2 separate regions of the Mus musculus genome follow, and region 1 is linked to region 2. Evidence: chromatin loops called from intact Hi-C (ENCODE). Cell type or tissue: left cerebral cortex. All regions are shown on one strand. Each heading gives the region's core, and the rest is flanking DNA. Links, peaks and the distances in the headings are about the cores only.

Region 1 (16,304 bases), core at 3,268-11,267, 90 kb before region 2:
GCCTCTATAAGCAGACCTGGAGGGTAGCACTCTCCTTAGTTTCAGTGGGCAGAGTATTCTCTGCAGGCAAGCTCTCTTCTTGCAGGGCAGGTACCCAGATATCTGATGTTCGAACCAGACTCCTGGCAGAAGTTGTGTTCCACTCACTAGAGGTCTTAGGATCCCGTGTGGAATCCTGTGTGGGCCCTTGCGGGTGTCAGGCGACTCAGCTGGCAAGGGGCTCGAGTGGAGTGGCAGGGGCTTGTGCCCCAGATCAGGCCCGGGTAGCCTGCTTCCCTATGTACCGCAGTCTCAGGTTCCGTGCGATTGGATTGGGGCAGGCGCTGTGTTCCACTCACCAGAGGTCTTAGCATCCCGTGGGGAGTCCTGTGTGGGCCCTTGCGGGTGTTGGGCAAGACTCTGCTCGCGCCCAATTTTTAAATGGGATTATTTGATTTTCTTGAGTCCAGCTTCTTGAGTTCTTTGTATCTTTTGGAAATTAGTCCCCTATCGGATTTAGGATAGGTAAAAATCCTTTCCCAATCTGTTGGTGGCCTTTTTGTCTTATGACAGTGTCTTTTGCCTTACAGAAGCTTTGCTATTTTATGAGGTCCCATTAGTTGATTGACGATCTTACAGCACAAGCCATAGGTGTTCTCTTCAGGAATTTTTCCCCTGTCCCCATATCTTCCATGCTTTTCCCCACTTTTTCCTCTATAAGTTTCAGTGTCTCTTGTTTTATGTGGAGTTCTTTGATTCATGTAGACCTCACCTTAGTACAATGAGATAAGAAAAATTTTCAGAAAACTGAAAATAGTTCTACCTCAAGATCCAGCTATACCACTCCTGGGCATATATCAAAAAGATGTTCCAACATCTCACAAAGATACTTGCTTAACTATGTTCATAGAAGATTTATTCATAATGGGCAAAAACTGAAAATGGACTAGATGTCTCTCAACTGAAGCATGGATGATGAAAATGTGGTACATGTACATTTACACAACGGAAAACTACTCAGCTATTGTAAAATGAAGACATCTTGAATTTTCAGGCAAATGGATAGAACTTGAGAATATAATCCTGAGAGAAGTAAACCAGCATCAAAGCACATACATGTTTTGTACTCACTTGTACGTGTATATTAAACAAAAAAATACAGGATAGCCATGGTACACTCCATAGAAACAAATAAGCTAAACAAGAAGGAAGGCACATTCAAGGATACTTGAATCTGATTTACAAGGGGAAATAAAAGAGTCATAAGCATTAGTGGGAGGGAGGGAACTGTGTGGAAAATGAAATGTGGAGGGGGATGTGGGGGCATTCAGGATCAGGTGTGGGGAGGCACAGGAGGAATGCCCAGATGGACATGAGAATGAATGGAAACCTGCAACTGACAGGCATGGAGAGGTAAGAGGTCTCTACAGGATGAGACAGAGTCCTGGGATAAAGGAGGCACCCAAGAATCAATAGGGTTGTATTTAGCTGTGACTCACAACATTGGGCATAGGGAACCTGAAGAGACTCCCTTCTGTATCCAGGCAGAAACCCCAATAGAGCAATAGGGACACCAACTTGCCCACAATCATTTAACCCCAAATTTACCCTGTTTATAAGAAATGCAGTGACAGAGAAAGCAGCAGGGACTGAGGCAATGACCAATCAAAAAAAAAAAAAAACCCAAAAAACTAACCCAACTTGAGACGTATTCTATGGACAAGCACCAATCCCTGAATCCCTGACACTATTAATGATACTCTGTTATGCTTGTAGACAGGAAGCTAGCATGGCTGTTCTCTGCTCTGAGTGAGTATAGCCAGCCTCTGACTCAGACAGATGCAGTCTCCTACAGCCAAATAGTTGATGGAGCTTGGGGACACTTAAGGAAAAATAGGAGGGAGTATTGCAGGTACCAAAGGAGATAGAATTCCACAGGATGACCAAAAGAGTCAACTAACCTAGACTCTTGGGGCTCTCAGAGACTGATCAACCAACCAAAGAACATACATGGGTTGGACCAAGGCCTCCCCACATATATGTAGCAGATGTATAGCTTGGTCTTCATGTGTGTCCAGAACAATTGGAGCAATTATCTTTAGAGGGCCCCCTCAGTCTGTCTGTGATATCCATCATTGTTTTGGAATTTGACATTCCCTCTTATCTATTATCCTTAACTTCAGCAGGTCCTGTGGGTGAGACTGGACAGCCTATCATTGGCTTACGTCCTGATATTTCTGAGGAGCAGACTTCAGACCCAAGTATGGATCCCATAGACCTTGACTACTGTGGGTGTCATCAGGATCACAGTGTAAGTTCCCTTCCAGTGAGAAGCCAGGGTTTCTTTATGGTGTCTCTTAACCAGGACTAAATCTCCAGGCAGAACAGATGAGGAGTGATTGGTGAGCCTAGTTCATGTAGGTTTCAAACATAGATATGCATGCAGGCCAGTCTGGTTCCTCTGGAGTGCCAGGATTGGTTTAAGGATATCATGATTAGAAATATGAGATAGAAAATATGTATTGACTTGAGGGAGGATAGAAGAGGGGCTCCCAAACATAATCTCATGAAGAGTTATTCCATCTACATTAGGAGTGTTGCTAACTGTGAGGAGAGTGAAGGGAAGGAAAGAAATCCAGTCATTGTCAGATTCTGAGATTAATTTAGTTAAAGATCCAACTCATCCTTTCTACCTCACCTGACCTTTGGCAGTAGAATATGCAGTGAAGCTTCCAATTTACCACCAATTTTGTTGTTGTTGTTGTTGTTGTTGTTGTTGTCAAACTTTGACTAACCTGAGTGATAAAGGCTGGTCCACTGTCAGAACCCAAGGTTGTAGGAGTTCAAAATCAATTATATTCTCAATGAGTTTTTTTAGTTACAGTTTGAGCAGTTTCCTTCTTGTTTGGGAATGCCTCACTCCATCCTGAGAAGATATCTATAAACACTAAAAGATATTTGTAACCAAATTTCCCTGGATTTACCTCAGAAGTCTATTTCCCAGTAGATGCCTAGTGAAGTTCCCCATTTCTCTTCTAGCATATGTTGTTTTGGCAGTTGGACTTGTCATCTGATAAAAATTACATCTAGTAATAATGTCCTGCAATTCCTTGGCTTTATTCTAGTTAGTCCTAGAATGAAGAACTTCATACATACTAATTCTTTCAACTTATTGATTCTCATTGTGTGATAGTATGGAGAGCTTGAGCCAAAGTTCTATCCAAAGATTTTGCTAGAATCTTTCTTCAGCTGTTGTACGTTGCCATCTATCCTTTGTGTGGGTATTAGGTAAGAGTTGAGTAGCCTGGTAAACTTCTTTAGAGTAGTTTGGATTTTTCAGGGAAGACTATGTCTGGGAGGGTCACCAGCAAATGTGGGACAGGCTTTTCAGATGCCTCTTTCACTACCAGGCCTACTTTACAGATATAGATGGCCTTAGGGTTCAGTTCTGTTGATGTCCAGGACAATGTATGGTGACCAGTTATTTTACTAGCCAGAGAAAAGCTAGGAGGTCTAATATCTCCTGTTCATTAATTGCCTTTTCTTCTTAAGTCAATAGTCACTTTCACTTTATACTGCTCTGACCAAGCCCGCTCACTCAGTCAACAGGTTCGCCAGTGTGGGAGTGAGGATTAAAAGGAAAAAAGACAGTTAGACAACATTGTAGCATGACCCCAGTCAATTCTGAGACTGAAGGCAAATTTGTATTTTCCAATCCATTTTTTATACCATTTTAATTACATGCAAGTATTTTGGGCCAACAGTATAACAAGGAACTAACAAGAAGCACATTATTACTACCATGACAGTTGTTTAACCTATAGTGAGATAAAAGCAGTCATTAAAAGTCTTCCAACCATGGAAGGAGTTACAGAGACACAGTTTGGGGCTGAGACAAAAGGGTGGACCATCTCGAGACTGCCATATCTGGGGATCCATCCAGTAATCAGCTTCCAAACGCTGACACCATTGCATACACTAGCAAGATTTTGCTGAAAGGACCCAGATATAGCTGTCTCTTGTGAGATTATGCCGGGGCCTAGCAAACACAGAAGTGGATGATCACAGTCAGCTATTGGATGGATCACAGGGCCCCCAATGGAGAAGCTAGAGAAAGTACACAAGGAGTTAAAGGGATCTGCAACCCTATAGGTGGAACAACAATATGAACTAAGAAGTACTCCCCAGAGCTCTTGTCTCTAGCTCCATATGTATCAGAAAATAGCCTAGTAGGCCATCAGTGGAAAGAGAGGCCCATTGGTCATGCAAACTTTATCTGCCTCAGTACAGGGGAACGCCAGGGGCAAGAAGTGGGAATGGGTAGGTGGGGGAGTTGTGGGGGGAGCGTGTAGGGGACTTTTGGGATAGCATTAGAAATGTAAATGAAATAAACACCTAATAAAAAATAAAATAAAAAAAGTTTTCCAACCATGAAAATTCAGGGCCAATGATGTTTGCACAGAATTCTGCATCTTTCAAATGATAGTTAAAATTAATATTCCTCAAAATATTCCACCAGACATAAACAGAAGGAACATCCCACAATTTATTTTGTGAGGCTTCAGTTATGCAGATACCAATCCACAAAAAGTGCTAAAGAGAATTCCAGAACCTTATGAATATACATGCAAAAATACTCATAATACACTTACAAGAATAAATAAAAAGTATCAGTAAACACAGTCAAGCTTACTGTGTCTGAAAGATGAAGGGATAGTTTAAAATACAAGAATCAATAAAAATAATCCACCATACTGAAAAAAAGAACCGAAGAAAAAAAGGTATGTTCATCTCATAACATGCAGAAATGGCCTTCGTCAAAATAGAACACCCCTTCTCCATAAATGTCCTGTAAATATAAAAGATTCAGGAGACATAACTGAACATAATAAAGGCAGATTACAGCAACCTTAAAACCAAGATCAAATTAAATGAATAGAAACTCAAACAATTCCAGTAAAATCTCTATTTAACATAGTACTTGAAGTCTTAGCTAGAGCTGTATGACAGCTGAAGGAGATTAATAAGACACAATTTGGATGGCAAAGAAAGAATTAAAAATACCCTATTTATAATTGATATGATAGTATACATAAGTGACCCAAGAATTTCCACCAAGAAACTCCTATAACTCATAAACACCTTCCCCAAAGTAGCAAAATAGAAAATTAATGCACAAAAATCAATAGCCTTCCATTATACAAATGACAAACTGAATAAAGGAAAAAATCAGGAAAACAACACCTTTCACAGTAGCCTCAAAAAATATTAAGTATGTTGGTGTTAACTCTATGCTGTTGAGGTTCTGTGTTTTGCTCATATTGTAATGCTAGATAGTGGCCCAAGGCCTGGTTGCCTCCTAGGGATCAGAGATTCTGCAGGTACTCAAGTGATGCACTTTATCCTTACCCCCAAAGTTATCACTGATTGGTGAATAAAGATGCCTACAGCTAAGAGATGGGCAGAAGAGAAAGAGGCTTGGTGGGGAGGTGTGTTAGAGAAGAACCCTGGGGAGAAAGAAGGTGGAAGTAGAGGAAGCCACCATGGGCTAAGAGTCTTAGAATAATGGCCATGTTGACTGGCCAATTGGAGTTCAAAGCAGCCCTGATGAAACATGGCAAAATATAGTGGGATTAATAGTTGGGAAATAGACACAGTAGTAGCAAAGATGATATATACATTCCTAGTTCTAGCACTGATAAAGGCATATTATGAAGATTGTGTATGTCTTTTACCTTGGAATTGAATAATCAAAACCTGGGTAGAAACAACAGTTGAGATTATATGTTTTCCACAACACATTTCAAACAATTGTAAGACTTCTATGATAAAAGATTCAAGTTTTTGAAGACAGAAATTAAAGAATATACTGGACTGTGGAAAGATCTCCCAAGCTTGTGGATGAGGAGGATTCACATAGTAAAATTGGCCATCCTACCAAAAGAAATCTATATATTCAATGCATTCCTTACCCAAATACCAGGTTCTGAGCTACAGACCAGAGTGATAAAATGAATGCCCTTTCCCGTGAGAATTCAAGTATTACCATGTCCATTTTCCTTACCATTCTGATCCCGAATCCATGAATCCCATCTGCATGGAATTTTAAGTAGTATAAACTCAGATCAGAAGGCATTTTATTTTTCCTGGCTATCAAAATTCTGTTGTACTATCACTGTATGTTTGCTTACATGAACTGGGGCTGATGCTGATGTTTTCATTCATGTTATGATTGTCAGACTATTTATAGGAAAATATTTGTGCAAACTATTTGCATTATCTAATTTCTTTGCTATTGTGGCCATGACAAATATCTTGGAGTTTAACTTTATCAGTGCTTTCCACTGCACTGTTGTACAGCTTTTGTTTCTACAGAGTGACCTTTGTCCCTGGAGCTCCCCAGAGAGCTTGCAGAGCACCCTCCCATCATTCTCTGTCCCATCCGTTTTTATCCACATTTTCATCTCAGTGGTCCCTCTTATACTTCATGTATGCTTTGATACATGGTTTGGAAGGAAGTCAAACTTTGTGAGTCATTTTTAGTATTGTGTGTTGGGGTGCAACATAGAAATTGGAATTTATCTCTTAAACTCTTGTCTCCCTTGCCTCTTCCTCCCTTGTGCCTCCCCCTGCCCTCCATTCCTTTCCACCCTCTCTCCAGGAGGGCATGGCCAGCCTCCACTTACCTACTCTCTCCTTCTGTCTTTCTCTGCCTCTACTACTCTCTTAACTCCCATCCCCATGCCCTAAATAAACTCTATTCTATACTTAAAAAAAAAAAAAAAAAGGAATTTAGCGTCTAGGTTATATTTTGCTGTGCGATTGTAGCCTAGGAGGCTAGTGTCCAAAGGTAAGAAGTTAGGCTGCCTCTCTATTATCTGAGGGTTTCAGAACTCACTCTCAGATGTCAGAGTTCAGCTTCCTATGGAACCAGTTTTTCCTAGTCTGTCAGCAAGCAGCAGGGAGGTTGTGCAGAGCAGGTCCGCAGGTGGAGCTGTGTGGCAGGAAGCTGATGACTGAGCGGGAGGGAATGGAATCCCCGGGGCAGGGATAACGGCAAGAGCAGGACCTTGACCAGAACAGGAAAAAAATATTAAAAATTAAGGTTGAGAAAGCGCTTGCTCACAAAGTGTTTGGGGGAACCACGTGACCCTAAGTATGGTTTAGTGGGCGGGTCTAGGAGAACAGCTCCTAAGATCCAGGCCGGAATGACAGGGACTTCCACCAATCAACTTTCTACCTTTCGGTTTCTGCGTCCTAGCTGTTTCTGGACCCGGAAAAGTCTCCTCAGAAGCATTTCCGTGGCAGAGGGCCTGGGAGAGGCGGCAGTCGGCAGCGCAACTGTCGGCACAGCAGCCCGGCGGCCCCGAAAGGTCCCAGGTTAGAGGAGCTGCGGGGCTGGGAAACGGGAGGGAGCGGAGCAGCGGGGTGTTTTACGCAGCTGCTCTTAAGGACGCCGCTCTCACAGTTCTGTCATTGGTTTCTTACCACTGACCGGAAGTTTCAGATCCTGTGACCTGGGATTTATCGTGATTCTTTAAAAATGTATTTTACAATTAGTGGAATATTCAGTCATAAAATCACTGGTAAACCAGAACACCCTCCCCGCCCCAACCTAAGCTCCCTGGGACTAAACCACCAACCAAAGAGTAGACATGCAGGGACCCATGGCTCCAGCTGCACACTTAGCAGGAAATGGCCTTATTGGTCATCACTGGAGGGGAGCCCCTTGGTCCTGTGCAGGCTCAATGACCCAGGGTAGGGGAATGCTAGGGCGCTGAGGTAGAAGTGGGTGGGTAGGTGGGGAAGCACACTCATAGAGGCAGGGGGATAGTGGGTTTGTGGAGGAGAAACTTGGAAAGGGGATAATATTTGAAATGTAAAAAAAAAAAAAAAAACAATAAAAACACGAAGGAAAAAAAAACTTGTTATAGAGCGGTTGCATTATGTATTTCCTAATATGCCAATTACAAAGATAGTGGAAAGTAAATTTGTTCTTGCTTTCTTGCCTTGTTTTACTAATTGCTTATTGAAGAGAATGCCTTTGGCCCGGTTAATAGGCATCCCCAGAGAGCTTTGTATATAATATTATATGAGGAACCAGTGCCAATTTATTGAACCAAAAAATATACTTTATCGAGCCCTACTGTCGTGGGTGTAAACACTAATATTTACTAAGCAGACGTTTTAGTGGCCATGAACTTTTTAATCAGAGTTGTATGCAGTTTAGGATGTAAGTAAAACATTCAGAAATATGTCTTCATATGCTGAGTGCTTATGTTACTCCTTGGGTCCAGGCAAGCCCAATACTGCAGTCTCTTAGACCAGACTATAGATTAAAATAAAGTTTTAGAAAACATCTTTTGAATAATTATGATCACTCCCCTGTGTCAGAAAATTGTCTCTTTGGTCGACGGAAAGCACTCTGCCCTCACATAGGTGGCCAAGCTGTTGTTTTTTACTTAAGGGTTTGTTATCATTCAGTGCTGTGTCAGTGGACTTCTTGTAGGAGAAATGGGAATTCCTAGACCCTGCAGACAGGGCTTTTGGCAGAGATCTCTTTTGGACAGTGCAGCAGTCTGGTTTCTGTTAGTGACAATAGTTTTCCTGGAGTCTCCCTAGCTCTTCCTCAGAGTTCAAGGGAGAATGACTGTGCATGTGTCTGACCCTACATGCTTAGAGGAAAAGAGACATTTTTATTTCTGATATTTTCTCTCTCCTTCATGTTTATCCTTTTTTAGGCATCCTTTATTTTTGTTCCATGAAAAGTTCTGGGTGCTTTCTGAAGACTCTTTCCCTTGTGCAGGTATCACACTCATCAGGTAGTTCAGCTCACCTGTGAAACTGAGAACCCTGGATGGTGAAGAGAGGAAACTAGCAAAGGATCCAGGTATGTTAGAGAGAATGAAGAAGGGATGGGGAGGGGCTCAAGTCCCAGTACAAAGAGGACATGAGATTTGTTTTGCCAGATTCTATTTCATTCTAAATATTTCTAGATAATTGCAGTGAGAATAACATCAGAATATTCCCACTGTAATTTTTAGAAGACCTTTTATGGAAGAATTAATTCACAGAGGCACATGTAATTTAATTGGTTTGTATGTGAGGGATATTGTCCCCCTCCCATTCACATCCCTAATCATATCTTTTTACCAGTATTAAATATTTTCTTTGTTACAATTTTAATGTATTGTTTAGTCAGAACACTTGATGCCTGTTAGTTTTTTTCTGCTCATGGAGTTTTGGAGCATTGTGTAGTTCCTTTCAGTTGTTCTATCTTTTATGGTTAATTTCTCAGTTCCCTAAAATAATGCCAGCAAGATTTTGATAAGATTTGTTTAGTAACTTCTCACTGATACCTGCTGTAGTCTGTCTTCTTGTTGGTTTTGCAAGATTTGCATTGCTATAATTTTAATATACTTTGAAATCACCCTTGGGTTTGATACTTCTCTCATATATTTAAAAATTTTTGTGGTTTCTCATTTTATAAATTTTTGTAATGATTTCTCTATATTTAAAAATGTCTCTGTGATTTTGGTATTTTATATTTCTTCATATTTGACTGACAAGTTGCTAACAGTAACTCAGATTACAAGTCTTTTATGTGTTCCTGTGTCTTCTACTGATGTCAACATTCCATATTTTTTAAAGAAAAATGTTTTCAATTATTTTTTATTATTATTATTCCTTGTTTTTCACAGTCCTATCGCCATCCCCCTCTCCCTGTCTCCAAGAGGACATCCCCACCTGTCATCCCCACCCCACTTGACCTACCCACTCCCTGAGGCCTCACGTCTCTTGAGGGTTAGGTGTGGAGAAGACATTTCTACTCTGCAGTCTTCAGTAGATGAATTTTTTATTTGTTGTTATTTTTGTTTTTTTGAGACACTTTGTCTAGGTAGTCCTGGAAGTTCTGGAATTTAGAAAATAAGCCAGTGCTTGAACTGAGACCTCCGCTGCCCTAGCCTCTCCAGTGCTGGGGTAAAAGGCTTGCACCACCTGGCCTTTCTGACTTGTTCTGACATGACCACACTTGAGACTTCTGCATGAGGTTTGAGAAGATTGTTCTTCTCCTGTCCTGTGGATGGTTTTCCAGAGGTGTGTTACTCATTACTGGTTTTCAGTGCTGTTCATGGTTGTCTTTCTAAATGGTAGATACTGAAGCTTATCTGCATCACCATCTATCTGTTTCCTATAATCATGTCATGATTGTTTAATGCATTTGGAAACTTTTGTGAAATGCATTCATGTTGATCATAGAGTTTTTTGGAAATATACCATTTGATCTTTTGTTATTATACTTTTTTTATAAGTTGATTGATTTTGCTTTTCTTCTTACCTACGATAATTGTTTCCAACCCTCCTGACAGCAAATCCTTAAAAAACTTCGTTGCGTCCTAGCAATTAGTAGTCTTTATTTTTTTAATAAAGTTAGTGACGTTGTAATGGTGCATAGTGATAGCCTCAGAGGCATTGGTGGCACATTTTTCTTTTTCTTTTAAATAGCAGAGTAATTCTCCTTTGAGTAAATGTATCATGTGTTCTTTATTTATTCTTCTGTAGAGGGTCATGTAGATTGATTTCAATTTCTGGCTATTATAGATAAAGATGCAGTGAGCATGTTTGAGCAAGGTTCCTTGGGTAGGTTGGAGTGTACTTTGGGTATACATCCTAGAGCGCTATGGGTGGATCTTGAAGTAGTTTGATTCCCATCAATTTAAGGAATTGCCACACTGATTTCCTTGGTGGCTGTGCATGTTTGCACTCCCTCTAGCAATGGAAGGATGTTTGTATTGCCACATCCTCTCCACCATGAGCTGTCACTTGTTTTATTGATTTTAGAAATTCTGACAAGTGTAAGACGGGAATCTCAAAGTAATTTTGATTTGCATTTCTCTGAAGGCTGAGTGAGATGAATATTTTTTATGTGTTTCTTGGCCACTTGAGTTTTCTCCATTTAGAATCCTCTGTTTAGATTTGTAACCCATTTTTAATTTGGATTATTGGGATTCTTTTCACATCTAGTTTCTTGAGTTCTTGCTGTATTTTGGATATTAGCTCTCTATTGGAAGTAGAATTGGTACAATCTTTTACTACTCTATAGGCTTCTGCTTTGTCCCAATGATGGTGTCCTTTGTCTTATTGAAGCTTTTCAGTTTCCTGTGATCCCATTTATTAATTGTTGATTTCAGTGCCTATGCTATTGGTGTTTTGTCTTTTTTCGTTTGTTTTGATTTTTTTGTTTTTTAAATACTGTCTTCTCTGACAATATGTTCACTTTTCTTCCCCACTCTATCTTCTGTCAGATTCAATGTGTTTGGTTTTACATTATGGTGTTTGACCCACTTGTACTTGTGGTTTGTGCTGGGTTATAAGTGAATGGCTCTGCTTAGCTGCACAAAGCCCGTGCTAGTTTTAGGCTCCATTTTATGTTTAACTTGCCCTTAGATTGAACTTAGCTACTGAAAAAAACTTCAAGTTCTTCTAGGATCTGAGACATCCATAGCATCCCCTATTCCATCCCTATTGATAGCCAATTAGCTCTTAGGAGAAAAGTACCAAAATGTCCAGATGTCTCAAAAGAGATTGCTTAAGCTAGCAACCACTGTTTATCTAGCCGAAATAATTAGTAGCCAATACAAATGCATCAAGCTGCAATTTTCACAAGTCAATCAATCATGTAACTGTAAAGTTGGAAATTCTCCTACTCTGCCCTAAGGGTGATGATAAGGCAAGGCTTTAGCACCCTTTTGCTGCATGGGAGAGGTTGGAGGGTCCAAGTTCAAGCTGAAATAAAATTATATTGGCTTTGTATGAGTGAGTTGGATTCCTGGCTGTCTCTGGTGATCTCTGAGGACCTCAAGATCTGGGTATAATAATAAGTATGGATCCATTACCAATCTTTGTTGAAGATGCTATATTTTTTTCAGTTTGTATTTCTGTGTTTTTTATCAAGAATAAGGTGGCCAAATATATTTATGTCTAGGTCTTCAATTCATATTCATTAATCGCTGTGGCTATTTCTGCCAATATTTTCGAGGTTTTGATCCTATAGTGCTGTAGAAAGGTTGAAATTGGAAATGTTGAGAGAACTGTAGAAGTTCTATTATTGTTCAGGATTGTTTTAGCCATTGTACATTTTTTGTTTATGTATTGAAAGTGCAGTTGCCCATTTGAAATCCATAAAGACTTGTGTTGGAATTTGTATAAGAAATGTCTTGAATCTGAAGATTGCTTTTAGTAGGGTGGCTCATTATTCATTTATTTATTATTCATTTATTTATTTTTAGTATTTTAATCCTCTTGCTCCATGAGCATGGGAGATCTTTCTATCTCTTATTATTGTCTTCAATTTCTTCAAAGAATTGAAGTTTTTATTATACAAGTCTTTCACTTGCTCTCAGAAGTATTTATCCTGGTATTTTTCTCTTTCCTTTGTGTGTATCATTTTGACAGAAGTGAGCTTCTTTCATTTTTGTTCCATGAAAAGTTCCAGGTATTTTCAGAAGTATGTCCTTCTTATTTGTAGGTCTCTAACTGCTCAGTCAGATCTGCTCACCTGTTAATCAGAACTAAGAGCCCTGGATGGTGAACACAGAGGAAACTATAGCCAAGGAACCAGGTATGTTAGAAGAATTCAGCAGGGGGTTAGTTGAAGTGACAGGAGAAAGTGGATATGAAATTAGATTTTCCCATTTCTCTTTAATTAATGATTCTAGAAAATTTCACTGAGAATAATATTATGTATGGTAATAAGTATTTCCAGCTATAGGCTGTAAGTAAGTAATCCTGTATTTTTGGTATTTTGTTAGTTTTGAAGCTCTGAAATGACTGTTGCCCATTAAATAAAGTGTCTTTGACCCAGACTGGAAGCAGCACCAGGCTATGGTGGTGAACTGAAACATTTGAACATGTTCCAAAGGTCAGTAGTAGATTCCCTTGTAAGGCCCATAGATGTCATTGACTCTTGGCCTGGTTTCCAGTATAGGCCACACTTTTTTGTTCTGTGTAGCTGGCCTCAGATTGCACCAGAAAACCTTCAAAATAATAACCCACAAAATAATCTATGATATCCCTATTATTCCATTGGGTTGGCTTTCTTGGGCATATTGTGGGATTGTACCACACAGGATCCAAATCTGGAGATGGCCATTGATATTTCTGCCCGCTGGCCAGGTCTGCATAGTAGATTTTTGAGATTGGGAATGCTATGGACAGGGTGTACTAGGCATTTGTAGAAAGTGTGAATTGTCTGATCTGAGCTGTATTTTTTTTCCTCAAGAAGTTTCACTGGATTTTTGACTAACCTATATTGTCCTGTTTAAAGTTTTCTCAGTCTTGAAATTGTGTACTAATTGAGGCACTGTGTTGAGTTGTAAAGGGAATAATTAGTTTCCTTTTTTTTTTTTTTTTGCAGTATTTGCTTTAGCTTTGTGTTTCTTTGTCTTTATTATTCTGAGGTATGTTCCTTCTGCCCTCACATTATTAAGAGCTTTTTTACTGTGCTAATGCCGTAGTTTAGCGCAGGGCTTTCATATATCTATTGACATAGTCCCTTTTCTCCTCTCATTGAGTCTACTCATTTGGTGTCGGACATTGATTAGTTTGTAAGTATTGAAGCAGTCTTGCATTTTTGGTGTGAACTCAGCTTTCCTTCTATTTCAGTGTAATTTAGAACAGTCTCTGTGTCTGTAAATCATGGCAACTGGTTTGAGATTTTTCTCTTCATATGTTTGTTTGGGCTCACCTGCTTTGTGTGTCTAGATAACACCAGCTTTGTATGATGACTTTCTAATGTTCCTCTTTTTTGTGTTTATGGCAATATTCTGCTTTCGTGTTTAGGATATGCTTTGTCTAAAGAAAGGAGAATTCTGTGCTAATCTGTCAGACACCATTAGAGAAAACCCTTCCTGGTTCGGTCTGTGCACTTGTTTGATGCGGGTTCAAGTTTTATGATGTAGGAGGTTGATTTATTCACTTATTTCTAGGAACTCTTCAATTCTGATTCACTTGTGTATGACCTTCCTCAGCCCTGCATATAGTAACACTGATGTCATTGTCATATTGTGCAGTGTCCCCTTTTTTAAAATTAAAATTTTATTTTTAATTTTTTACATTCCATATTCCATCCCCCATTCCTCCTTATCCACCCTCCGTCTGCTCCACATCCTACACCTCCTCCCACCACACCCCATCTCCATGTGGATGCCCCCACCCCAAACCCCACCTGACCTCTAAACCCCCTGGGACCTCCAGTCTCTTGAGGGTTTGGTGCATCATCTCTGAATGAACAGAAACCCAGTAGTCCTCTACTGTATGTGTGTTGGGGGCCTTATATCAGCTGGTGTATGCTGTCTCTTTGGTGGTCCAGTGTTTGAGAGATCTCAGACGTCCAGATTGAGACTGCTGGTCCTTCTACAAGATTGCCCTTCTCCTCCTCTTTTAGCCTTCTCTAATTCAACAACAGGGGTCAGCTGCTTCTGTCCATTGGTTAGGTGCAAACGTCTGCATTTAATTCTTTCAGCTGCTTCTTGGGTCTTTCGGAGGACAGTCATGATAGGTCCCTTTTTGTGAGCATTCTGAAGCCTCAGTAATAGTGTCAGGCTTTGGGACTTCTCCATGAGCTGGATCCCACTTTGGGCCTGTCGCTGGACCTTCTTTCCTCAGGCTCCTCTCCCTTTCCATTTCTGTAATTCTTTCAGACAGGAACAATTATGGGTCAGAGTTGTGACTGTGGGTTGGCCACTCCATCCCTCCCTTGATGTCCTGTTTTCCTGGTGGGGGTGTGCTCTAGTTCCGTCTGCCTACTGTTGGGTTTTTCATCTAAGGTCCATTCCTTTGAGTCCTGGGTGTCTCTCACCTCCCAGGTCTCTGGTGCATTCTGGGGTGGCCCCCTAACCTTGTATTTCCTGAGGTTGCCTTTTTACATTCTTTTTGCTGGTCCTCAGTCTTCAGGCCTTTTCTCTCATCCAATATCAGATCAGGTTTCCCTCTCCCTCACACTCCCCTTCCCACACTGTCCACCTTCTCTCCTAGGTCCCTATCTTAGCTCTAGTTCTAATAGAGAGAGTCACTGTTTTAGTTTCTTCCTTCCTTCCTTCCTTCCTTTGTTTCTTTGTTTCTTTGTTTCTTTGTTTCTTTCTTTGTTTCTTTCTTTCTTTCTTTCTTTGTTTCTTTCTTTCTTTCTTTCTGTCTTTCTCTCTCTCTCTCTCTCTCTCTCTCTCTCTCTCCCTCCCTCCCTCCCTCCCTCCCTTCCTTCCTTACTTCCTTTCTTGTTTTGTTTTTTTTGTTTTTTGTTTTTCGTATTTTTGGAGACAGGATTTCTCTGTATAGCCATGGCTGTCCTGTAACTTACTCTGTAGACCAGGCTGGCTTGGATCACAGAAATCTGTCTGCTACTGCCTCTCAAGTGCTGGGATTAAAGGCGTGTGCTGCCACTGCCTGGCACTCTTTTAAAAGTTTCGAGTAGCTGAGCATTGCTTTGTCAGTACCTAATCTCTGCAGAGAGACATGTCTGTCATGTTGAACTATATGATTGTATTATCTTTCAGTCAATTTTATTAATTTCTATATAACCCTCGAAATATGTCTTTAAATTCTACTTGCATTTTTACATTTTAAAAAAGGTTTATTTATTTTATCTTTATGACCACTCTCTCTTCGTGTACACGTGCACACGTGCCTGCCAGAAGAGGGCATCAGATTACATTGTGCATGGTTATGATCTACCATGTAGATACAGGAGTGATGTGAGCACACTAGATATGGTGCTGTGAGCAGTGGAGACAGCTCAGGTGATGTAGTGATACAAACCATGTAAAGCAAGCAAATCAATAGTACCCCTCCATGGTCTATGTGTCATCTCCTGATTCCAAGATCCTGCAGAGCATTTTCAGTATTTATACACTATAGCACAGTTGGAGAATCATTTGTAGAATCCTCTTTTGTTTTTCTTTTTTAAAAAATTGGTTATTTTATTAATTTACATTTCAAATGTTGTCCCCCTTCCTGGTTTCCCCTCTCTAAACCCACTATCCCATCTCCCTCCCTCTGTTTTCTTTTTCTTTTTTTCCCACATTTTTTATTAGATAGTTTCTTCATTTACATTTCAAATGCTATCTGAAAAGTCCCCTATACCCTCCCACTCCCCTATGCCCTGCTCCCCTCCCCACTCACTCCCACTTCTTGGCCCTGGTGTTCCCCTGTATGGAGCATATAGTGTTTGCTAGACTAAGGGGCCTCTCTTCCCAATGATGGCCGACTAGGCCATCTTCTGCTACATATGCAGCTAGAGTCACAAGCTTTGGGGGTACAGGTTAGTTCAT
Region 2 (16,304 bases), core at 4,761-12,760:
GGAAGGTTCCAAATGTCTGAGCTGCACCTGTTCTGTAACTAGCTTGTTGACTGCCTCCAATTTTTCAGAGGATAGCGGCCATTGGGAGACCCACACGGGTTCCTCTGTTACCCAGGGGATGGGTCTTGTAACCCCAACGGCCCCTAGGAAAAACCCAAGCCCCATCTACCTGGGTTACCATTGTGGGAGACAGGCTCAAGTCTACCTTGTTCTTTGCTTCCCAATCCCTTTCCCTTTGTGTACCCCATTGTCTTCATAATATTAGTGGTCTGAACTGAGTATTCATTGGTTAATGTGATTCCCATCTCAGAAAGCACATCTCTGCCCCATAGGTTTATCGGCAGCGGGAGCACATATGGAGTAAATAGGCCCCTCTGTCCTTCTGAGGTTTGCCATGTCAGGGTGGATGAAGTAATCGCTGGGCAGGATTGATAACTCAGGCCTTGTAAAGAATGAGAAGATTTTGTAATAGGCCAGCTCTTGGGCCACCAGTAAGATGAAATGATACTCTTATCTGCCCCAGTGTCCATAATCCCTCAAAATCTTTGTCATTAATAAAAAGATGTAGAGTAGGCCTGGCATTCAAAGGCATAACTAGATAGGCTGAATCGGGGCCAGAAGAACCCATACCTCTCAATTATTTTATGTTATCTTCATCCTTATCAAGGCTGGGCAAGAATATTAATTGTGCAATTCTATCTCCTGGGCTAATGGAAAAAATACCTTGGGGGCAGGAGCAAAGGACTTGAATGTCTTGCAGGTGTTGGTGGTCCACTACTCCAGGATGAACCACAAGGCCTTGTAAAGTGAGAGATCCTCGCCCAACAATGAGACCCATAGTCCGAGGGGGTAAGGGTCCAGGAGACTTAACAGGGATTGGTTGCACATTCATTTGGGGCATGAGTAAAAAACTGGAGGTGGCGCACAAGTCCACTCCTGTAACTCGTCGGGTGTTATCTCCTCTGTCCTGCTCTGGCTTCTGACAAAACGGCTCCCATATTTGTGAGGGCCCTGGGATCGGGGGCCCAGCACCCCGTTTTTTGACTGTGAGGGATTAACTTCACCTATTGGGGGCAGGAGTCTGCCTTTTATATCTCTGACAGAGCAGCATTCACTAGCCTTGTGAGAGCCCTTTCTGCAGCGGGAGCAGAGAACAGCTCCTCTTGCACGTTCAAGTACAGGGCAATCTCTTTTCAAATGTCCAGCTTTCCCACAATTGAAACACGCCTTTTGTTTGTTGAAATTAGGGCGCCTCTGAGATTGCAATATAGCCGTGGCTAGTCCCGCATTGGTGAGAGGGCCTTCTAGCTCCCTACATATCTTAAGCCAGTCTTGTACCCCCGTTTTCTTTCTTGGCGTGATGGTCGCCCTGCACTCTTGGGTGGCTTGCTCATAAATGAGCTGTTCAATTAGAGGCATGGCTTGCTCGGGGTCGCCAAAGATCCAGGCTGCAGCCTCAGTCATTCTTGCCACAAAATCAGAGAATGCTTCCTGGGGGCCCTGAACGATCTTTGTAAGGTGACCCCCAGCCTCCCCTTTTCTTGTAAGTGCCTTCCAAGCCTTGACCGCAGCTGCCCCTATCTGGGCGTATGTCCCCCAAGGATAGTTAATTTGACTGGTGGCATACTGCCCTTGGCCGGTCAACAATTCAAAGATCCATTGTCTTTGGTTGTCATCAACTGCTGTGGTATTGACCCTGGCCTGATTTTGGGCCGCATCATACCATAGAGCGTTCCATTCCATATATTGTCCCATATTAGGGAGTGTAGCCTTTGCTATCATTTGTCAATCTGACGGGGTCATGGCCATATTAGCGAATCTCTCAACCTGAACCAGAGTAAAATTGGCACTGACCCCATAGTTACGGACAGATTCAGCAAGTTCTTTAAGTTGTTTATAGTCCACTGGGGCATGCATACGCCCCGCCTCCCCAGTATCAAAGACTGGAAATGCCATCTGTATCTTTTTTAACTCTTCCTGAGGAAAAAAAGAGTTAGCACTATCCTGCAATTCATAAAGTGGTGGCGCTGTGGGCACAGTAGCTGATATGCTACCCTTTTTGTTACTTCTTGATCGCAACCATCGGTCAGGGTTATATCTTTGTTCTTTATATTTTGCTGCCTCCTCCTCTAATTTAGCCTCCTCACTGGGGTCTAGATCTTCGGATCCTGAACTATCAATCTCTAAGGCCTTCAAGTCATGGATAGCATAAAAATTAGTATAAGGCTTTTTCTTAGTAGAGGGCTCAGTTTCACTGCCCTTCTTTTTCTCTCCCCTTCCTTCTGAATCCTGGGGAGGTCCTTTTTTTCTTAGACATGTCTTTTTTTGAGCTCTTATTCTCTCGCTCCATTCGGTTTCTGACATACCGTCCTGAACCTCTTCTAGTGTTCCCTGTCCCTCCACAATGGCGGGTCGGCAGGTTTCATCCTCTAGACAGTTTTTTATCAGCTTCCAAATTGCCTTGGTGCCTAGGCATAAGTCTCCCTCTTCATGCTTACGGTCAAGGTCCCTTCCTAGCTTATTCCATGAGGCTACAGTTAGAGACCCCGAACAGGCATACCAGGGAGCAACGCGATCCACCTCCTTAACAAAATTCTGCAGCGTACGGGAGGTGACCTGCAGATCGCGTTGCTTTAGCACTGCCTGTAATGCAGTGATCACTGACTGTGAAGAGCCCATGATAGAATGAGTACCTGCGGCTGATCTACGCCCGACTTATGGTACTCCTTAAGCAAAGCCGAAAGTAAACACGGTGCTCCGCTCCCTTATCTACGGGAAGCTTACAAGATACCTCGGTGCTGCCACTTATCTATGTCGGACTGACCACACCTCAAATTCCAACACCAGCCTCGATGGACAAAATAAGAATTTTTTAGCACCAGCCTCAATGGACAGAAAATTTTAGCACCAGCCTCGATGGACAGAAAATTTTAGCACCAGCCTCGATGGATAGCAATTTTCAGCACCAGCCTCGATGGATAACAAATTTCAGCACCAGCCTCAATGGACAGCAACCAAGACTAGCTCTTCTACCGCCCCGTCTGAGGGTGAAAACCAAAATCAAAAGGGATAAGAGGTTCACGATCAGATATATCTCTCCGAACTCACATTTTCCCTGCAGTTCTGAATCCGCCCCGTCTCCGGGGTTCTCCCCAACGCCGGCGATGTTAATTCCCGGGATTCCGGCAACCAGATGACCCAAGCTACCGTCTCGCCAGCAAAACGCACTCAGGCCACTCGGATCCTTCTGCAGTACAGCTTTAATACATCTCGAGAGATAGATGATCAGCTTCAGGAGAGGAGACCCAGAGAGCAGAAAACCCTTCCCTTTTATAGGCTGCGAAAAAATGGTTAGAGATGTGCACCACTGGGATTGGCTGCCCACTATCAGTCAGTTAACGCCACGAGAAAGGCAGGGCTCAGGTAATGGAACGATACCCTGATGCCTGCGCACATTTTACTATGAGCAACGGATGTCAGCGCCATCTTGTAATGGCGACTGTGTGGGCGGCTCCTCACAAGATAGAAAATATGCATTGACTTGAGGGAGGATAGAAGAGGGGCTCCCAAATATTACCTTATGAAGAGTTATTCCATCTACATTAGGAGTGTTGCTAACTGTGAGGAGAGTGAAGGGAAGGAAAGAAACCCAGTCATTATCAGATTCTGAGATTAATTTAGTTAAAGGTCCAACTCATCCTTTCTACCTCATCTGACCTTTGGCAGTAGAATATGCAGTGAAGCTTCCAATTTACCACCAATTTTGTTGTTGTTGTTGTTGTTGTTGTCAAACTTTGACTAACCTGAGTGATAAAGGCTGGTCCACTGTCAGAACCCAAGGTTGTAGGAGTTCAAAATCAATTATATCCTCAATGAGTTTTTTTTTTTAATTACAGTTTGAGCAGTTTCCTTCCTGGTTGGCAATGCCTCAGTCCATCCTGAGAAGATATCTATAAACACTAAAAGATATTTGTAACCAAATTTCCCTGGATTTACCTCAGAAGTCTATTTCCCAGTAGATGCCTAGTAAAGTTCCCCATTTCTCTTCTAGCGTATGTTGTTTTGGGAGTTGGACTTGTCATCTGATAAAAATTACATCTAGTAATAATTTCCTGAAATTCCTTGGCTTTATTCTAGTTAGTCCTAGAGTGAAGAACTTTGTACATACTAATTCTTTCAACTTATTGATTCTCATTGTATGCTAGCATGGAGAGCTTGAGCCAAAGTTCTATCCAAAGATTTTGCTAGAATCTTTCTTCAGCTGTTGTACGTTGCCATCCATCCTTTGTGTGGGTTTTAGGTAAGAGTTGAGTAGCCTGGTCAACTTCTTTAGAGTAGGTTGGATTTTTCAGGGAAGACTATGTCTGGGAGGGTCACCAGCAAATGTGGGACAGGCTGTTTGGATGCCTCTTTCACTACCAGGCCTACTTTACAGATATAGATGGCCTCAGGGGTCAGTTCTGTTGATGTCCAGGACAATGTATGGTGACCAGTTACTTTACTAGCCAGAGAAAAGCTAGAAGGTCTAATATCTCCTTTTCATTACTTGCCTTTTCTTCTTAAGTCAATAGTCACTTTCACTTTATACTGTTCTGACCAAGCAGCTCAGTCAGTCAACAGGTTCTCCAGTGCGGGAGTGAGGATTGAAAGGAAAAAAGACAGTTAGACTACATTGTAGCATGACCCCAGTTAATTCTGAGACTGAAGGCAAATTATTATTTCCATTCCACTTTTTATACCATTTTAATTACATGCAAGTATTTTGGCACAGCAGTATAACAAGGAACTAACAAGAAGCAAGTGATTATTACCATGACAGTTGTTTAACCTATAGTGAAATAAAAGCAGTCATTAAAAGTCTTCCAACCATGGAAGGAGTTACAGAGACACAGTTTGGAGCTGAGATAATAGGGTGGACCATCTAGAGACTGCCAAATCCGGGAATCTATCCAATAATCAGCTTCCAAATGCTGACACCACTGCATACACTAGCAAGATTTTGCTGAAAGGACCCAGATATAGCTGTCTCTTTTGAGACTATGCCGGGGACTAGCAAACACAGAAGTGGATACTCATAGTCAGCTATTGGATGGATCACAGGGCCTCCAATGGAGGAGCTAGAGAAAGTAACCAAGGAGCTAAAGGGATCTGTAACACTATAGGTGGAACAACAATATGAACTACCAAGTACTCCCCAGAGCTCGTGTCTCTAGCTGCACATGTATCAGAAGATAGACTAGTAGGACATCAGTGGAAAGAGAGGCCCATTGGTCGTGCAAATTTTATCTGCCTCAGTACAGGGGAACACCAGTGACAAGAAATAGGAATGGGTGGGTGGGGGAGTTGTTGGGGGAGCGTGTAGGGGACTTTGGGATAGCATTAGAAGTGTAAATGAAATAAATACCTAATAAAAAATAAAATAAAATAAAGTTTTCCAACCATGAAAATTCAGGGCCAATGATGTTTGCACAGAATTCTGCATCTTTCAAATGATTTCTAAAATTAATATTCGTCAAATTATTCCACCAGACATAAACAGAAGGAACATCCCACAATTTATTTTATGAGGCTTCAGTTATGCAGATACCAATCCACAAAAAGTGCTAAAGAGAATTCCAGAACCTTATAAATATACATGCAAAAATACTCATAATATACTGACAAGAATAAATAAAAAGTATCACTAAACACAGTCAAGCTGACTGTGTCTGAGAGATGAAGGGATAGTTTAAAATACAAGAATCAATAAAAATAGTCCACCATACTGAAAAAAGAACCGAAGAAAAAAAGGCATGTTCATCTCTTAACATGCAGAAATGGCCTTTGCCAAAATAGAACACCCCTTCTCCATAAATGTCCTGTAAATATAAAAGATTCAGGAGACTTAACTGAACATAATAAAGGCAGATTACACCAACCTTAGAACCAAGATCAAATTAAATGAAAAGAAACTCAAACAATTCCAGTAAAATCTCTATTTAACATAGTACTTGAAGTCTTAGCTAGAGCAGTATGACAGCTGAAGGAGATTAATAAGACACAATTTGGATGGCAAAGAAAGAATTAAAAATACCCTATTTATAATTGATATGATAGTATACATAAGTGACCCAAGAATTTCCACCAAGAAACTCCTATAACTCATAAACACCTTCCTCAAAGTAGTTAAATACAAAATTAATGCACAAAAATCAATAGCCTTCCATTATACAAATGACAAACTGAATAAAGAAAAAAATCAGGAAAACAACACCTTTCACAGTAGCCTCAAAAATATATAAAGTATGTTGATGTTAACTCTATGCTGTTGAGGCTCTGTGTTTTGCTCATATTGTAATGCTAAATAGTGGCCCAAGGCCTGGTTGCCTCCTAGGGATCAGAGATTCTGCAGGTACTCAAGTGATACACTTCATCCTTGCCCCCAAAGTGATCACTGATTGGTGAATAAAGATGCCTACAGCTAAGAGATGGGCAGAAGAGAAAGAGACTTGGTGGGGAGGTGTGTCAGAGAAGAACCCTGGGGAGAAAGAAGGTGGAAGTAGAGGAAGCCACCATGGGCTAAGAGTCTTAGAACAATGGCCATGTTGACTGGCCAATTGGAGTTCAAAGCAGCCCTGATGAAACATGGCAAAATATAGTGGGATTAATAGTTGGGAAATAGACACAGTAATAGCACAGATGATATATACATTCCTAGTTCTAGCACTGATAAAGGCATATTATGAAGATTGTGTATGTCTTTTACCTTGGAAGTGAATGATCAAAACCTGGGTAGAAACAACAGTTGAGATTATATGTTTTCCACAACACATTGCAAACAATTGTAAGACTTCTATGATAAAAGGTTCAAGTTTTTGAAGACAGAAATTAAAGAATATACTAGACTGTGGAAAGATCTCCCATGCTTGTGGATGAGGAGGCTTCACATAGTAAAATTGGCCATCCTACCAACAGAAATCTATATATTCAATGCATTCCTTACCCAAGTACCAGATTCTGAGCTACAGACCAGAGTGATAAAATGAATGCCCTTTCCCGTGAGAATTCAAGTATTACCATGTCCATTTTCCTTACCATTCTGATCCCGAATCCATGAATCCCATCTGCATGGAATTTTAAGTAGTATAAACTCAGATCAGAAGGCATTTTATTTTTCCTGGCTATCAAAATTCTGTTGTACTATCACTGTATTTTTGCTTACAGGAACTGGGGCTGACGCTGGTGTTTTCATTCATGTTATGATTGTCAGACAATTTATAGGAAAATATTTGTGCAAACTATTTGCATTATCTATTTTCTTTGCTATTGTGGCCATGACAAATATCTTGGAGTTTAACTTTATCAGTGCTTTCCACTACCCTGTTATACAGCTTTTGTTTCTACAGAGTGACCTTTGTCCCTGGAGCTCCCCAGAGAGCTTGCAGAGCACCCTCCCATCATTCTCTGTCCCATCTGTCTTTATCCACATTTTCATCTCAGTGGTCCCTCTTATACTTCATGTATGCTTTGATACATGGTTTGGAAGGAAGCCAAACTTTGTGAGTCATTTTTAGTATTGTGTGTTGGGGTGCAACATAAGAAATTGGAATTTATCTCTTAAACTCTTGTCTCCCTTGCCTCTACCTCCCTAGTGCCTCTCCCTGCCCTCCATTCCTTTCCACCCTCTTTCCAGGAGGGCATGGCCAGCCTCCACTTACCTACTCTCTCCTTCTGTCTTTCTCTGCCTCTACTACTCTCTTAACTCCCATCCGCATGCCCTAAATAAACTCTATTCTATACTTTAAAAAAAAAAAGAAAAGGAATTTAACGCCTAGGTTATATTTTGCTGTGCGATTGTAGCCGAGGAGGCTAGCGTCCCAAGCTAAGAAGTTGGGCTGCCTATTTATTATCTGAGGGTTTCAGAACTACCTCTCAGATGTCAGAGTGCAGCATCATACAGAACCAGTTTTTCCTAGTCTGTCAGCAAGCAGCAGGGAGGTTGTGCAGAGCAGGTCCACAGGTGGAGCTGTGAGGCAGGAAGCCAATGACTGAGTGGGAGGGAATGGAATCCCCGGGGCAGGGATAAAGGCAAGACCAGGACATTGACCAGACAGGAAAAAAAGTATTAAAAATTAAGGTTGAGAAAGCGCTTGCTCACAAAGTGTTTGGGGGAACCACGTGACCCTAAGTATGGTTTATTGGGCGGGTCTAGGAGAACAGCTCCTAAGATCCAGGCCGGAGTGACAGGAACTTCCACCAATCAACTTTCTACCTTTCGGTTTCTGCGTCCTAGCTGTCTCTGGACCCGGAAAAGTCTCCTCAGAAGCATTTCCGTGGCGGAGGGCCTGGGGAGGCGGCAGTCGGCAGTGCAACTGTTGGCACAGCAGCCCGGCGGCCCCGAAAGGTCCCAGGTTAGAGGCGCTGCGGGGCTGGGAAACGGGAGGGAGCGGAGCAGCGGGGTGTTTTCCTCAGCTGCTCTTAAGGACGCCGCTCTCACAGTTCTGTCATTGGTTTCTTACCACTGACCGGAAGTTTCAGATCCTGTGACCTGGGATTTATCGTGATTCTTTAAAAATGTATTTTACAATTACTGGAATATTCAGTCATAAAATCACTGGTAAACCAGAACACCCTCCCCGCCCCAACCTAAGCTCCCTGGGACTAAACCACCAACCAAAGAGTAGACATGCAGGGACCCATGGCTCCAGCTGCACACTTAGCAGGAAATGGCCTTATTGGTCATCACTGGGAGGGGGAGCCCCTTGGTCCTGTAGAGGCTCAATGACCCAGGGTAGGGGAATGCTAGGGCGCTGAGGTAGAAGTGAGTGGGTAGGTGGGGGAGCACACTCATAGAGGCAGGGGGATAGTGGGTTTGTGGAGGAGAAACTTGGAAAGGGGATAATATTTGAAATGTAAAAAAAAAAAAAAAAAAAAAAAAAAAAAAAAAACCAATAAAAACACGAAGAAAAAAAAACTTGTTATAGAGCGGTTGCATTATCTATTTCCTAATATGACAATTACAAAGATAGTGGAAAGTAAATTTGTTCTTGCTTTCTTGCCTTGTTTTACTAATTGCTTGTTCAAGAGAATGCCTTTGGCCCGGTTAATAGGCATCCACAGAGAGCTTTGCATATAATATTATATGAGGAAACAGTGCCCATTTATTGAACCAAAAATATAGTTTATCGAGCCCTACTGTTATGGGTGTAAACACTAATATTTACTAAGCAGACTTTTTAGTGGCCATGAACTTTTTAATCAGAATTGTATGCAGTTTAGGATGTAAGTAAAACATTCAGAAATATGTCTTCATATGCTGAGTTCTTATGTTACTCCTTGGGTCCAGGCAAGCCCAATATTGCAGTCTCTTAAACCAGACTATAGATTAAAATAAAGTTTTAGAAAACATCTTTTGAATAATTATGATCACTTCCCTGTATCAGAAAATTGTCTCTTTGGTTGAAGGAAAGCACTTTGCCCTCACATAGGTGGCCAAGCTGTTGTTTTTTACTTTAGGGTTTGTTATCATTCAGTGCTGTGTCTGTGGACTTCTAGTAGGAGAAATGGGAATTCCTAGACCCTGCAGACAGGGCTTTTGGCAGAGATCTCTTTTGGACAGTGCAGCAGTCTGGTTTCTGTTAATGACAATAGTTTTCCTGAAGTCTCCCTAGCTCTTCCTCAGAGTTCAAGGGAGAATGACTGTTCATGTGTCTGAGCCTACATGCTTAGAGGAAAAGAGACATTTTTATTTCTGATATTTTCTCTCTCCTTCATGTTTATCCTTTTTTAGGCATCCTTTATTTTTGTTCCATGAAAAGTTCTGGGTGCTTTCTGAAGACTCTTTCCCTTGTGCAGGTATCACACTCATCAGGTAGTTCAGCTCACCTGTGAAACTGAGAACCCTGGATGGTGAAGAGAGGAAACTAGCAAAGGATCCAGGTATGTTAGAGAGAATGAAGAAGGGATGGGGAGGGGCTCAAGTCCCAGTACAAAGAGGACATGAGATTTGTTTTGCCAGATTCTATTTCATTCTAAATATTTCTAGATAATTGCAGTGAGAATAACATCAGAATATTCCCACTGTAATTTTTAGAAGACCTTTTATGGAAGAATTAATTCACAGAGGCACATGTAATTTAATTGGTTTGTATGTGAGGGATATTGTCCCCCTCCCATTCACATCCCTAATCATATCTTTTTACCAGTATTAAATATTTTCTTTGTTACAATTTTAATGTATTGTTTAGTCAGAACACTTGATGCCTGTTAGTTTTTTTTTCTGCTCATGGAGTTTTGGAGCATTGTGTAGTTCCTTTCAGTTGTTCTATCTTTTATGGTTAATTTCTCAGTTCCCTAAAATAATGCCAGCAAGATTTTGATAAGATTTGTTTAGAAACTTTGCATAGTATTAAACTCTGTCTATATTACCTTCCCACTGATACCTGCTGTAGTCTGTCTTCTTGTTGGTTTTGCAAGATTTGCATTGCTATAATTTTAATATACTTTGAAATCACCCTTGGGTTTGATACTTCTCTCATATATTTAAAATTTTTTGTGGTTTCTCATTTTATAAATTTTTGGAATGATTTGTCTATATTTAAAAATGTCTCTGTGATTTTGGTATTTTACATTTCTTCACGTTTGACTGAGAACATGCTAACAGTACCTCAGATTACAAGTCTTTTATGTGTTCCTGTGTCTTCTACTGATGTCAACATTCCAGATTTTTTAAAGAAAAATGTTTTCAATTACTTTTATGATTATTATTCTTTGTTTTTCATACTCCTGTCGCCATCCCCCTCTCCCTGTCTCCAAGAGGACATCCCCACCTGTCATCCCCACCCCACTTGACCTACCCACTCCCTGAGGCCTCACGTCTCTTGAGGGTTAGGTGTGGAGAAGACATTTCTACTCTGCAGTCTTCAGTAGATGAATTTTTTATTTGTTGTTATTTTTTGTTTTGTTTTGTTTTTGAAACACTTTATCTAGGTAGTCCTGGAAGTTCTGAAACTCAGAAAATAAACCAATGCTTGAACTGAGACATCCACTGCCGCAGCCTCTCCAGTGCTGGGGTAAAAGGCTTGCACCACCTGGCCTTTCTGACTTGTTCTGACATGACCACACTTGAGACTTCTGCATGAGGTTTGAGAAGATTGTTCTTCTCCTGTTGTGTGGATGGTTTTCCAGAGCTGTGCTACTCAATACTGGTTTTCAGTGCTGTTCATTGTTGTCTTTCTAAATGGTGGATATTGAAGCTTATCTGCATCACCATCTATCTGTTTCCTATAATCATGTCATGATTGTTTAATGCATTTGGAAACTTTTGTGAAATGCATTCATGTTGATCATAGAGTTTTTTTGAAATATACCATTTGATCTTTTGTTAATATACTGTGTTTATAAGTTGATTGATTTTGCTTTTCCTCTTACCTATGATAATTGTTTCCAACCCTCCTGACAGCAAATCCTTAAAAAACTTCATTGGGTCCTAGCAATTAGTAGTCTTTATTGTTTTAATAAAGTTAGTGACGTTGTAATGGTGCATAGTGATAGCCTTAGAGGCATTGGTGGCTCTGGAGACATGAAGTATTGTGTCACATTTTTCTTTTTCTCTTAAATAGCAGAGTTATTCTCTTTTGTGTAAATATACCATATATTCTTTATTTATTCTTCTGTAGAGGGTCATGTAGGTTGATTTCAATTTTTCCCTATTATAGATAAAGATGCAGTGAGCATGTTTGAGCAAGGGTCCTTGGGTAGGTTGGAGTGTACTTTGGGTATACATCCTAGAGCGCTATGGATCTTGAAGTAGTTTGATTCCCATCAATTTAAGGAATTGCCACACTGATTTCCTTGGTGGCTGTGCATGTTTGCACTCCCTCTAGCAATGGAAGGATGTTTGTATTGCCACATCCTCTCCACCATGAGCTGTCACTTGTTTTATTGATTTTAGAAATTCTGACAAGTGTAAGACGGGAATCTCAAAGTAATTTTGATTTGCATTTCCCTGAAGGCTAAGTGAGATGAATATTTTTTATGTGTTTCTTGGCCACTTGAGTTTTCTCCATTTAGAACCCTCTGTTTTTATTTCAAACCCATTTTTAATTTGGATTATTGGGTTATTTTTTTCACATCTAGTTTCTTGAGTTCTTGCTGTATTTTGGATATTAGCTCTCTATTGGAAGTAGAATTGGTACAATCTTTTACTACTCTATAGGCTTCTGCTTTGTCCCAATGATGGTGTCCTTTGTCTTATTGAAGCTTTTCAGTTTCCTGTGATCCCATTTATTAATTGTTGATCTCAGTGTCTATGCTATTGGTGTTTTGTCTTTTGTTTCTTTGTTTTTTAAATAATGTCTTCTCTGACAATATGTTCACTTTTCCTCCTCACTCTTATCTTCTGTCAGATTCAATGTCTTTGGTTTTACATTATGGTGTTTGACCCACTTGTACTTGTGGTTTGTGCTGGGTTATAAGTGAATGGCTCTGCTTAGCTGCACAAAGCCCGTGCTACTTTTAGGCTCCATTTTATGTTTAACTTGACCTTAGATTGAATTTAGCTATTGAAAAAAACATCAACTTGTTCTAGGATCTGAGACATCCATAGCATCCCCTACTCCTTCCCTATTGATAGCCAATTAGCTCTTAGGAGCAAAGTTCCAAAAGGTCCAGATGTCTCAAAAGAGATTCCTTAAGCTAGCAACCACTGTTTATCTAGCCGAAATAATTAGTAGCCAATACAATTGCATCAAGCTGCAATTTTCACAAGTCAATCAATCATGTAACTGTAAAGTTGGAAATTCTCCTACTCTGCTCTAAGGGTGATGATAAGGCAAGGCTTTAGCACCCTTGGGCTGTATGGGAGAGGTTGGAGGGTCCAAGTTCAAGCTGAAATAAAAATACTTTGGTTTTGTATGAATGAGTTGATCTGGGTATAAGAATAAGTATGGATCCATTACCAATCTTTGTTGAAGATGCTATATTTTTTCAGTTTGTATTTCTGTGTTTTTTATCAAGAATAAGGTGGCCAAATATATTTATGTCTAGGTCTTCAGTTCATATTCGTTAATCACTGTGGCTATTTCTGCCAATATTTTCGAGGTTTTGATCCTATAGTGCTGTAGAAAACTTGAAATTGGAAATGTTGGGAGAACTGTAGAAGTTCTATTATAGTTCAGAATTGTTTTAGCTATTGTACATTTTTTGTTTATGTATTGAAAGTGCAGTTGCCCATTTAAAATCCATAAGACTTGAGTTGGAATTTGTATGAGAAATGTCTTGAATCTGAAGATTGCTTTTAGTAGGGTGGCTCTTTATATATTTATTTAATTATTCATTTATTTATTTTTAGTATTTTAATCCTCTTGCTCCATGAGCATGGGAGATCTTTCTATTTCTTATTATTGTCTTCAATTTCTTCAAAGAATTGAAGTTTTTAATATACAAGTCTTTCACTTGCTCTCAGAAACATTTATCCTGGTATTTTCTCTTTCCTTTGTGATTATCATTTTGATAGATGTGAGCTTCTTTCATTTTTGTTCCATGAATAGTTCCAGGTATTTTCAGAAGTATGTCCTTCTTATATGTAGGTCTCCAACTGCTCAGTCAGATCTGCTCACCTGTTAATCAGAACTAAGAGCCCTGGATGGTGAACACAGAGGAAACTATAGCCAAGGAACCAGGTATGATAGAAGAATTCAGCAAGGGGTGGGTTGAAGTGACAGGAGAAAGTGGATATGAAATTAGATTTTCCCATTTCTCTTTAATGATTCTAGAAAATTTCACTGAGAATAATATTATGTATGGTAATAAGTATTTCCAGCTATAGGCTGTACAGTAAGTAATCCTGTATTTTTGGTATTTTGTTAGTTTTGAAGCTCTGAAATGACTGTTGCCCATTAAATAAAGTGTCTTTGACCCAGACTGGAAGCAGCACCAGGCTATGGTGGTGAACTGAAACATTTGAACATGTTCCAAAGGTCAGTAGTAGATTCCCTGTAAGGCCTATAGATATCATTGACTCTTGGCCTGGTTTCCAGTATAGGCCACACTTTTTTGTTCTGTGTAGCTGGCCTCAGATTGCACCAGAAAACCTTCAAAATAATAACCCACAAAATAATCTATGATACCCCTATTATTCCATTGGGTTGGCTTTCTTGGGCATATTGTGGGATTGTACCACACAGGATCCAAATCTGGAGATGGCCATTGATATTTCTGCCCGCTGGCCAGGTCTGCATAGTAGTTTTTTGAGATTGGGAATGCTATGGACAGGTTGTGCTAGGCATTTGTAGAAAGTGTGAATTGTCTGATCAGAGCTGTAATTTTTTTCCTCAAGAAGTTTCAGTGGATTTTTGACTATCCTATATTGTCCTGTATAAAGTTTTGTCAGTCCTGAAATTGTGTACTAATTGAGGCACTGTGTTGAGTTGTAAATGGAATAATTAGTTTCCTTTTTTTTTTTTTTTTGCAGTATTTGCTTTAGCTTTGTGTCTCTTTGTCTTTATTATTCTGAGGTATATTCCTTCTGTCCTCCCATTATTAAGAGCTTTTGTACTGTGCTAATTCCATAGTTTAGCGCAGGGCTTTCATATATCTATTGACATAATCCCTTTTCTCCTCTCATTGAGTCTACTCATTTGGTGTCTGACATTGATTAGTTTGTAAGTATTGAAGCAGTCTTGCATTTTTGGTGTGAACTCAGCTTTTCTTCTATTTCAGTGTAATTTAGAACAGTCTCTGTGTCTGTAAATCATGGCAACTGGTTTGAGATTTTTCTCTTCATATGTTTGTTTGGGCTCACCTGCTTTGTGTGTCTAGATAACACCAGCTTTGTATGATGACTTTCTAATGTTCCTCTTTTTTGTGTTTATGGCAATATTCTGCTTTCATGTTTAGGATATGCTTTGTCTAAAGAAAGGAGAATTCTGTGCTAATCTGTCAGACACCATTAGAGAAAACCCTTCCTGGTTCGGTCTGTGCCCTTGCTTGATGCGGGTTCAAGTTTTATGATGTAGGAGGTTGATTTATTCACTTATTTCTAGGAACTCTTCAATTCTGATTCATTTCTGTATGACCTTCCTCAGACCTGCATATAGTAACACTGATGTCATTGTCATATGTTGCAGTATCACCTTTTTTAAAATTAAAATTTTATTTTTAATTTTTTTCCATTCCATATTCCATCCCACATTCCTCTTTATCCACTCTCCGTCTGCTCCACATCCTACACCTCCTCCCACCACACCCCATGTCCATGTGGATGCCCCCACCCCAAACCCCACCTGACCTATAAACCCCCAGGGACCTCCAGTCTCTTGAGGGTTTGGTGCATCATCTCTGAATGAACAGAGACCCAGAAGTCCTCTACTGTGTGTGTGTGTTGGGGGCCTTATATCAGCTGGTGTATGGTGTCTATTTGATGGTCCAGTGTGTGAGAGATCTCAGAGGTCCAGATTAACTGAGAATGCTGGTCCTTCTACAGGATCGCTCTTCTCCTCAGCTTCTTTTTGCCTTCTCTAATTCAACAACAGGGGTCAGCTGCTTCTGTCCATTGGTTGGGTGCAAATATCTGCATTTGATTCTTTCAGCTGCTTGTTGGGGTCTTTCGGAGGACAGTCATGATAGGTCCCTTTTTGTGAGCATTCTGAAGCCTCAGTAATAGTGTCAGGCTTTGGGACTTCTCCATGAGCTGGATCCCACTTTGGGCCTGTCGCTGGACCTTCTTTCCTCAGGCTCCTCTCCCTTTCCATTTCTGTAATTCTTTCAGACAGGAACAGTTATGGGTCAGAGTTGTGACTGTGGGTTGGCCACTCCATCCCTCCCTTGATGTCCTGTTTTCCTGCTGGGCATGTGCTCTAGTTCCCTCTCCCTGTTGGGTGTTTCATCTAAGGTCCATCCCTTTGAGTCCTGGGAGTCTCTCACCTCCCAGGTCTCTGATGCATTCTGGGGTATCCCCCCAACCTTGTATTTCCTGAGGTTGCCTGCTTAAATTCTTTTTGCTGGTCCTCAGGCCTTTTCTCTCATCCAATATCAGATCAGGTTTCCCTCTCCCTCATACTCCCCTTCCCACACTGTCCACCTTCTCTCCCAGGTCCCCTTCTGAGCTCTAGTTCTAATACAGAGAGTCACTGTTTTAGTTTCGATTGTTCTTTCTTTCTTTCTCTTTCTTTCTTTCTTTCTTTCTTTCTTTCTTTCTTTCTTTCTTTCTTTCTTCTTTCTTTCTTTCTTTCTTTCTTTCTTTCTTCTTTCTCTCTCTGTCTCTCTCCCTTCCTTCCTTCCTTCCTTCCTTCCTTCCTTCCTTCCTTCCTTCCTTCCTTCCTTCC

What was found. A loop is a pair of places that touch in the nucleus more often than their neighbours do. Peaks named below come from ENCODE experiments on the same cell type or tissue, not always from the same donor. Only the 100,000 strongest peaks of a DNase experiment are listed, where the experiment ranks them.
Region 1: it touches region 2 in a loop (4-fold over the local background); 20 of 42 quality-filtered maps call a loop at or near these places.

The regions. Positions count from the first base shown.
Region 1 is chr17:22,305,802-22,322,105 of GRCm38, reverse strand. Gm7072 (predicted gene 7072) reads left to right here and starts at 7,264. Exons shown (of 6, transcript NM_001357992.1): 1 at 7,264-7,359; 2 at 8,786-8,869; 3 at 12,509-12,601. In left cerebral cortex, for the core only: a CTCF peak has its summit at 6,974; DNase peaks (open chromatin) are centred at 7,197 and 7,681; H3K4me3 peaks cover 1,559 bases; H3K27ac peaks cover 762 bases.
Region 2 is chr17:22,217,625-22,233,928 of GRCm38, reverse strand. Zfp994 (zinc finger protein 994) reads left to right here and starts at 8,315. Exons shown (of 5, transcript NM_001205095.1): 1 at 8,315-8,390; 2 at 9,835-9,918. In left cerebral cortex, for the core only: a CTCF peak has its summit at 8,021; a DNase peak (open chromatin) is centred at 8,239; H3K4me3 peaks cover 1,351 bases; H3K27ac peaks cover 318 bases.